Regions from separate parts of the Homo sapiens genome. Here region 2 is linked to region 1. A link is a contact called in ENCODE Hi-C or POLR2A ChIA-PET data. All regions are on one chromosome and are shown on one strand. Each heading gives the region's core, a stretch centred on a gene start or an enhancer-like site at or near the end of the contact. The rest is flanking DNA. Distances are from core to core; before and after follow the strand shown. Region 1 holds the start of GHRHR (growth hormone releasing hormone receptor). Region 2 overlaps LOC105375222 (a long non-coding RNA gene).

What was found. Hi-C counts contacts between places; a loop is a spot of excess contacts on that map. ChIA-PET counts read pairs that join two places held with the same protein, here RNA polymerase II (POLR2A).
Region 2: a map of Right ventricle myocardium superior shows a loop between it and region 1 (3-fold over the local background). The contact joins the enhancer-like site here to the promoter of GHRHR in region 1. A Hi-C loop is called at or near these places in 1 of 168 maps with a recorded cell type or tissue (Right ventricle myocardium superior). POLR2A ChIA-PET finds 5 or more read pairs at or near these places in 2 of 52 experiments (H1 and WTC11).

Annotation. Positions count from the first base shown.
Region 1 is chr7:30,962,635-30,967,014 of GRCh38, forward strand. GHRHR (growth hormone releasing hormone receptor) reads left to right here and starts at 1,319. Exons shown (of 13, transcript NM_000823.4): 1 at 1,319-1,491. The coding sequence starts at 1,435.
Region 2 is chr7:31,024,745-31,028,990 of GRCh38, forward strand. It overlaps LOC105375222 (a long non-coding RNA gene), which reads left to right. Exons shown (of 3, transcript XR_927160.2): 3 at 2,037-4,246. Among named protein-coding and RNA genes, the nearest start is that of ADCYAP1R1, 25 kb to the right of the region's middle. RefSeq lists enhancers at 2,074-2,677, 2,678-3,281, 2,791-2,840. Within about 2 kb of position 2,532, at least 5 of the 41 ENCODE cell types and tissues checked have a DNase peak (open chromatin) inside an H3K27ac peak, as active enhancers do.

The sequences.
Region 1 (4,380 bases), core at 69-2,568:
TCAGCCTGCCAAGAGAGGAGCTCTGCTCTCCCCTAAAAGTGTAAAAGTGTGCAGAGCTCTGTGTGGCATGCTGCTTGCACCCATTTCACAGTTAAGCTCATGAAAACACTTGCACAGGATAGGAGGGTTTTGGAGCTTGGGGTGGTTCATGTTTTTGTTTCGAAATATTTTTTTTTCAGTATTTTGTTGACAATGAAGAAAAATGGAAAAATAAACCCCTGCTGATGTCAAAATAAGCCCTAAATCCAGATGTAGCGGGGGCGAGGAGCCTTCAACATTCATGATGTGATCGGGCTGTAAACATGTCTGGTGTTCTAGCACGCAGCCCAGCAGCTTCTGTGAGTGGAGACGTGCACACAAACATCAGGACCTGTCGGCTACTGGGATATTCAGGTCTTTCAGAGGTGACATCTTTGACATTTCAAAGTGCTGTGCAAGATCCAGGGGCATTTAGAACACTGTCTTTAGCCTGGCCAATGGAGACCCTGCATTTTAAAGTCTAAAACTATAATAAAAGTGACCAGGCAATGAATGTTCAATATAGTTTGCTGTGTAAGTCTTCTCATTTCTGCTACCGATGAGAGTTGTCCTCCCCCTATTCAAGATGGCTTGACCCATGAATCCTTCACAAGGCTTCCAACCAACCTCATTTTCCCCTTTTGCCGTGAGAGTTTTGGAGAGATTTTGATAAGCCCCCATGTGAAATCCAGAGCCTTGATGCTTGCAGCTTCAGCTCACCATCCAGGCCAGCGTCCTTGCCCAGTAAAGGACCCAGGTCTTGCTGAAATGACACATTCCTGGCCAGCCCATGCCAGTGCTTACAGATCATACTTCCTTTCCTAAGACCATTCCAACCCTCCATCTCCACTAATACCATACCCTTCCCCTTCCCCACCAGTTCCACACAGCTCTGACCTCACTCTCCAGCCCTGTGGATGAGGCTAGGAGCACACATCAAATAACCTGGGAGCTTCCCAAGGGCAGGCCCAGGTCCCCTTCCTATTCTTTAAGATCCCATCAATCTGAGGGGTCACTCCAATGATGGCCACCAGAGACCTGGGCTTAGAGAAGAAAGTGGTAGAGAATATTGACCAAGTGACCTGTGGCTGTCACCTCTCTGGGCCCTTGCTATCAGGACAGACACACAAGCAGACTTATAGCCAGAGTAGAAGGCGATGAGGGTGGGGGCTCAGCCCCTGCCTGCTGGAAACAGAGTCCCACCTCAGGGTCAATGCTGAGCTGGGCAGGTGTCCTGCAATCCTGGTGAATATTCAGCGGTCTGTGTCCCCTTGGCTAGCTCCTGCCTATGCAAACAGCCACCTGAGAAGGGGAAGCAGAGGGTGCGGTGGAAACGGCTGTGTCAGGGGACAGCAGGGGAAGGAAGATAGCCAAGGCTTACTGAGGCTGGTGGAGGGAGCCACTGCTGGGCTCACCATGGACCGCCGGATGTGGGGGGCCCACGTCTTCTGCGTGTTGAGCCCGTTACCGACCGTGAGTAGCCAGCTGAGACCCTCTGGCCTCTGCCACTGGGCTCCAGATTTGGGAGCCACAGGGCCAACTGGAGCCTGGCGGAGACCCTACTGCCCTTCTCCTGCTCTAGAGTCCCTCCCTACGAGCAGGTGGCAGGCTGTGGCTTGGAGAGCCCCTGACACTGGGGCTCCCTCCCTCATCTCCCTCTGCCCAGCAATCTGTAGTGACTCTGGGTAGTGCTATTAACATGTCCTTCCAGGGGCTGAGCTGAGCTCACCTTCTTGTTGCTTCCCCCAGGGCCTGGCTGTGCCTCTGGGGGCCACAGAGACTCTGTCTGCCACAAGACAGTGCCTCAGAATTGGTGAGGCAAAGTCAGGCTCCCCTCTTAGTCCCTGCAGTTTGCTCTTTCTCTCAGCTGTGCACCTGTGATGCTTCCACACGCTCCTGTGGTAAGCTTTCTGGACCCTTCCTTAGCCCTATGACTCCCTGAGCCACTCTCCAGTTTGGTGGTTTCCTTTGAAGAGGGTGTGGCCAGGGAAGGAATGGAACCTAAGGAGTTGGTGGAGACCAGCTGCTTCTGCTCCAGCACTTAGGGGATCCATCATCTTCTCACGATGCTGAGGGCTGGAGAGGCTTTTGGCAACCAAATTGTACTCCATGGGCTAGAGCGCTGGAGCACGGGGCATCAGGAGAGAGGGCCCTTCCTGAATGGGCTGCAGTTTCCCAGTAACTTTCCAGGAGGTTACTGCAAGTGACAGCAGGGACCAGGCTGGGAGTCACAAGGTTCTGGGATGGTGAGGGCCTGAAGCATTCTTCCTCCGCTGCCTTATTGGAGGGTGCTGCCCCTCCCGAGCACCTTGCTGCACCTGCTCCTGAGTGCACAGGCTTTGAGCTTGAATCCTGGACGCATGAAACTAGCCGTGTGAACTGCAAGTTCCTCAGCCTTCCTGAGTCTTGCTTTTATCTCTTTTGTTAAAAGAGAAAATATCCGCTGGCCCGGGTCACTGTGCATTGAGTGGAATCTGATTTGTCAAGGGCTGGGCATAGGGGTGCAACACAGGAAACTTCGACTGCCCCCCTGTCTGCCATCTGTGTGCACTCTACAGCAAAAGCTTTATTTTTAGCAGGGGTACCCAAGATCTGGTGGTGGCCATTCAGCAGATGGTGCTAGTACCAAAGCTAGAACTCAATCACTGTTTGCCAGTGTGGGCATCATCCCCTGCAGATACCAGGAAGAGCAGCAGGCATAGATGCAAGGCCTGGGGGTCCAGGGCGATGGAGCCTCCCCTCAGGGGTGGGTGGGGTCCACGATGTGTGTGGGGGGGTGACTGGGAGCCCCAGGATGTGTTTCGCCAGTCCTAATTCAGCAGGAGCATTTGGATAAATCTTAGAACGATCTATCCTTCCACTCCCACCACTTCCCTCCCTAGAATCTCTCCTTACATCTGGCCCTATGCCCACACATCCTGAGTCATTAGTGGGGCTTCTCTGAATTTCCCTCCTTCTCTTAGAGGTGTGGGCACTGTCTGTTCATCCTTTTGGCATGAGGCTGCTCTCCTGGCATCCTTTGCCCTCAGTTGCTTCCCCAAATTGGCCCTGAAAAGTTTCCCAGGCAGGGTTGGGGCTTGCCAGACTGTGCAGTAGGCAGAAGGATAGGCAGAGACCACAGCTCTTCCAACAGCCCAGGGTCAATATCAGGCTGATGGTGTGAGAAAGTCCCATACAGGCCCATCTGCCCTCCTGCTCTTCCTTCCCCGCTTTGTGCGCTCAGTCTGTTGGGAGATGTAGGGGAGACGCAACGGGGCTCTGCCCTGAGATGGACCTGAGGTTACTGAGTCCTCGGGAGGAAGCCAAGAGCTGAGTCCGGGGCACCCACCAAAATAAGACCTGGAGCCTGGGTAGTGGGTGACATCTGCACCCTGGGGCCTTGCAGGGCCAGGCAGGAGATGGCAGAGCTGCGTCCAAGCCATGGACCCATGGGGTCAGCAGGGCGGGACAGGAGTGACTTCTCCTGCCAGGGTAGCACTGGTGGGGGTGACCCTCCTTACTGGGCTGGCTCTCCAGATTTTCTCCTATCCCACAAATCTGCGGCAGAGCTCTCGGGTCTCTCCACGTGGTCACCCACCATCTATTGTCCCCACTCTGGTGGTCAAAGTCTCTACTCTCTGACCCCAGCCCTGGTCTTACATCTGCTACACTATTTGCTGTGCCTGCATTTCTCCCAAAGAACACTAGCTGTTAATTAAACATTTGCTGACATGGATCCTGCTAGACATTGAGGGTGTGTGTGTGTGGGGTGGGGGTGGGGGCCATGGGGAGAGAAACATTAGTCCTGAGCTGATACTTCCCAAATACACCTTTTCCCACTTCCCTTGTCCTTGCACATGCTGTGCTTTCTGTTCCAGATGCTCTTCTCCCCACTGTGTGTGTCTGGCTCTAAAAAATGCTCCCTTGTCCCCAGGTCCAGCTCAAATGCCACCTCCCCAATCCCTGTGAGAGGGACATTCCCTCCCATGGTACCTGTCTTGCTTCTTTTTGTTTTTTTTTTGTTTTTCTGAGATGGAGTCTCACTTTATCGCCCAGGCTGGAGTACAGTGGCACAATCTCAGCTCACTGTAACCTCCGCCTCCTGGGTTCAAGTGATTCTCCTGCCTCAGCCTCCTGAGTAGCTGGGATTACAGGAGCGTGTCATCACACCCAGCTAATTTTTGTATTTTTGTAGAGATAGTGTTTTGCCACATTGGTCAGGCTGGTGTTTAACTCCTGACGTCAGGTGATCCGCCTACCTTGGCCTCCCAAAGTGCTGGGATTACAGGCATGAGCCACTGCGCCCGGCCCCTGTCCTGCTTCTGATCACAGTTTGCGCAGGGTCTATTAGGATCCAGCCCTTCTCCCTTCCCCAGCCCCTCC
Region 2 (4,246 bases), core at 1,282-3,781, 63 kb after region 1:
CCACTTTAACAACCTCCACCACGTGTGAACCCCTGAACTGTAGCCGCCTCCCCAAGGGATGCCCATATCTTACCCCTGCGCTCAAACGTCCTTCCAAGATCAGGAATGCCAGGCTATGCCCAGAACCGAGGCTTGCTGGGGGTAGGCAAGCTGGCAACAAGAAAGGCAGAGGGCCTTAAACGTGGAAAGGCCTTTAAAGAAAGTCTTGTCCAGTGTGGTTTCTCAAACATTTTTAGCAGCTCAAAGGACTGGGCATCTTAGAAGCTCAAATGATTAAAACAGATGAAAGTAGTCAATCTGATCGCAGTGTGGGTGGAAGGCCTGGGCTCACTTACTGACCCTGCTATTCCTGCCTACCCATATCAGCCACTGAGTGTCCTTGATGAACTCCTAGGGCTCCAGGTAGCAGAGTTTGAAAAACTGTCTCTTGACTTCAGTCCCTCTGCATTCTATATTTGGCCTGCCTGTTTTATGGATAGGCACACTGAGACTTAAGAAAGAAGGAGTGACTTACACAAGGACGTTTGTGGCACAGCCAGGGACAAAAACCCAAGTTCTTGCATCCCAGCCTGATTCCTCCCAGCTGCCTGCTAGAACTCCATCTTCCTGCCTACTGATTGCATCCCAACAGCTCTGTTTTAAAGAATAATTTTATTGTCCTAATTATGCATTTCAATATTCGAAACCACCTTACATTTGCTCTGGAAGCAGGAAGAGTAAACATCATAAATGCACATATAAAATCATTATGCTCCCTTTTCGTTTGACTCTGGTATCTGCTCCCTTGTGGGAGGAAATGAAGGAGGCTGAATTTGGCCCCTGCCCTTGACAAGCTCATGGTCAGGATGAGAGTTTGGAAAGAGAGGGTGGTGGACTCTGGGGCTACCCTCAGGAGCTGCAGGCAGGGTGGAAAGGGGAGCTCGCACCCTGCCTCAATTGGGTGGGGGCATTCTGTGTAGCTGCAGGGTAAAGGCAGATGACCCACATTTTCTGTGTCACACAGCCTGAATGCTATTAAGAAGATGGACTGCCACGTAATAGCTATGAGCTTCAGCAAGTTTGCTAACCTCTCTGTGCCTCAGTTTCCTCATCTGCAATTTATCATGTGTCAATTTATGCAAAACACTTAGCCCTGTATCCAGCATATGGTAAATGCTCACAACGGTTAGCTGATAATAATGAGTGTCCGCCCTGGAGGGGAGCTGTGGTGTGTGGGCTCTCCCAGTAGCAGCCCTCTTTGTCTGAAGCTTGGTCACTGGAACTCTGGTTGAAGGTTGAATGAGGTGGCCTATTGCAGAGGAAAGAGCCCTGTCTCAGAAACAAGAGAGTTGGAACACCGAGCCTCACTCTGCCACCAAGGACCTTGGGCAGGTCTGTATCTTCTCGGAGCCTCAGTTTTTGCATCTGTAAGGTGGGTAACATTACAGCAAATATACAGCATTGTTGCTGTGAGTGTTAGATTAGATAAATGTGTAAAACACTTATCATTTTACATGGCAGGATGAAGGCATGTTGGAGTTAGGGAATGTTAGTTTCCCTCCCTAAGAGGACGGGCAGGAGGGCCCTGGATAAAGTGTCATGACAAGGATCCTCCTTATAAATTAGGGAGAAGATGGAGGTGGCAGCCATAGCAGCTAACAGAGGTGGAAGCCATGAGAGAGGCCAGGCTGGGAGAGAGGAAACTTTCACTTTCACTCACTTAGCATGTTTCCAGGATATTGACCATGTCTGGCCCTAGGCTGGATCCAGGGGCTGACAGGTGAGACCACAGCAGCCCAGGCTGACATCTCCTCAAATGAACACCATGCCAGCTGGAGGTGCAAAGGCTCACTGGAGGCAGGAGGACCCCTTCAGCTAGGGAGGGTTGGGGTTTTGTTTTTGAACTGGGGTTTTAGGGGCAACTAAGATAGAAGAAATGTAGGCATGCCAGGTAGCTTGAAGGGTATCCCAGGTGGTGGGAACCCATGGGGAAGCACGGAGACAGGAAATCGTGAGCGGTGTGAAGGTCTAAGTCACGATTATCTTTTTCCCCAAAGGGAGACAAGCTGGATCTGTAGCTGCGCTGCATCCCGACGGCCTGCCCAGGTTTCCCGATTCCACGGGAACATTCTTCCTGGAGGAGTCCACAAGTCTTCTAGCCTAGAGCCATCTCCAAAATCCCTACAAAGCAACAAACGGTGTGACCCAGAGTCTCATTCTGAAATAGACTGAAGCTCTAGGGCCGCACAGAGGACCATTGACTGAAATCTCACAGTGGGCCCTGGGAGGGTCAGGGGACCCTGCAGAGAGCCTGGGCAGGGTCAGCCCAGGCCCAGAAGGCTTCTCAGAGGAGGTGATGCTGGCGGAGGCCTGCCTGTGTCCGTATCAGGAGAAAGCAATGTCAAGAACAGCAAGGTCGCTCACTCACTTCCTATTGTAGATCAGAGCTGGGAGTTTTCCTCAGATTACTTCTCACTAAGAAGACAGCCCTCTTCTCAGGCGCCGCTGCTGACATGTTTTGTTTTCCCCAGATGGGGATAATCAGCCTGTTTGGGAGTCGGGCTGACAGCTCAGGCAGCAGGCGGGGGCTGGGGGCGGGAGGCTGCAGGCAGCTCCGAGCTCTCAGGGAGCAGACTCTGCCCTGCCTGCGTGACAAGCTCCAGCAGGTGGGGGGGATTTCCGTTTGCGCCAAAGAGGAGCGGGCTGTAGAGTGATTTAGCTTAGTTATGTGAACCTTGAGAGGCTGCCCGACTCCTCTCCCCGTTTAATTTATGCTTGAGTGCCAGAGCTGAAGACCTTCAAGCCGTCCCCTGCTATACCGGAAGGGACCCATCAGGATCCTGGCTTGGAGCTTTGCTGGGTATTTCCAGACGTTCCACAGAAGGTGGGGACAGGGCTGGCTGTGCTCTCTCCCTCCCCTTCTCTGGGAAGACTTCCACATCTTCCCCATCCCTTCCTGATGGCCCCACCCCACCGTCTCCCAGCCCTAAGAGTCTCAGCCTCACCTTCCCACCCTTGCGCAGGCCCAGGTCTGGGCTCTTCACTGACTCATGTTTTGGAAGAAGGGGTAGAGTCACCCACCAGCCTCGGGGCTGTCTGAGGCAGGTCACAGTTGTTCTGAGGGCCGGACCCCAGGGCCTTGGGCTGCTCAGCATTTCTAGGCACTGGGCTGGAAGGTTTGCATCCCAGACATAGCAGGGCTGAGGAACGGCTATGTTAGAATCACCTTGAGTGGAATAACCATGCCCACCTGAGGATCATGGGTCCCCTCCTGTGGGTGGGTCTCTGGAGGTCTGAGGAGGCCTGACACCTTCAGGCAGGCTGCAGTGGGCCCTTTTCTGTTCTTTCTCCCCCAGTCCCGCTTCAAGGAGGGACGACCAGGCCAGAGACAGCCTTCCTGAGAGACTTGCACCCTGCCCTCACCCAATACACAACTGATTTCCTTCTGTGTGGAATGAAGCCCGTGGACTTCCCATCTCCAAGGCCCAGCCAGCTCTCGGTTCTCTGGTTATGGGTCCCGCCTCCCAGTCTCAGCACTTCTTTTCTGACTCCCCACTGGGCCTAACACAGAGCCTAGCCTCTGCCTGTCAGTGCTTGCCCACTTACATCCTATGCACCCAGAGCTGGGAGCCTTCCTCAGACTCTGGGCCTACACAAGGCAGCTGCTCCCAAGGACAAGGGTTAATAGAGGTCTTTGATAGAGTCTGAGGTCTTTCCAGAGGGAAATTTAGCTCCCAGAGGGGCCTGGGTGGGGGCCTGAGAGACCTGGCCACAGACACCTATGAGCCCCTCTGACCATGTTCTTGGCTGCAGCCTCATGAGGCCATCAGGGCTCGGCGCGGGAGGCAGGGCCCGGGCTCTGTCCCCAGCTCCTGGCCACACACCTTCAGTGGCCATGAATCTGCCCTTCACCCCCTGCACCTCAGTTTCCTCGTCTGCCCCGCAGCATCCATGGGACTGCAGTAGTGTGTATATGCGGCTGTGGCCCCTGGGAGAGGCACCTCTGGGACCACTGGCCATCTGGCCCTCGGTAGCCGTGTGGCGCAGATTTCCTCCTCCGTGGTCTCCCGGGCAACGCGGAGCTGCCTGCCAAGCCTGCTGCCGGGCCTGGCTCCTGCACAGATCTTTAGTGCCACACAGAGATGGCTGATGGCAGGAGCCAGGGTGAGGCCCAGCCTCCCCAGCTGTCACAGGGAGCAAATCAGACAAAGGCTGAGTTGGGAGGGGTGGGGCGCCGGAGCCAGGGGGGCCTGGGAAAGTAGCTCGG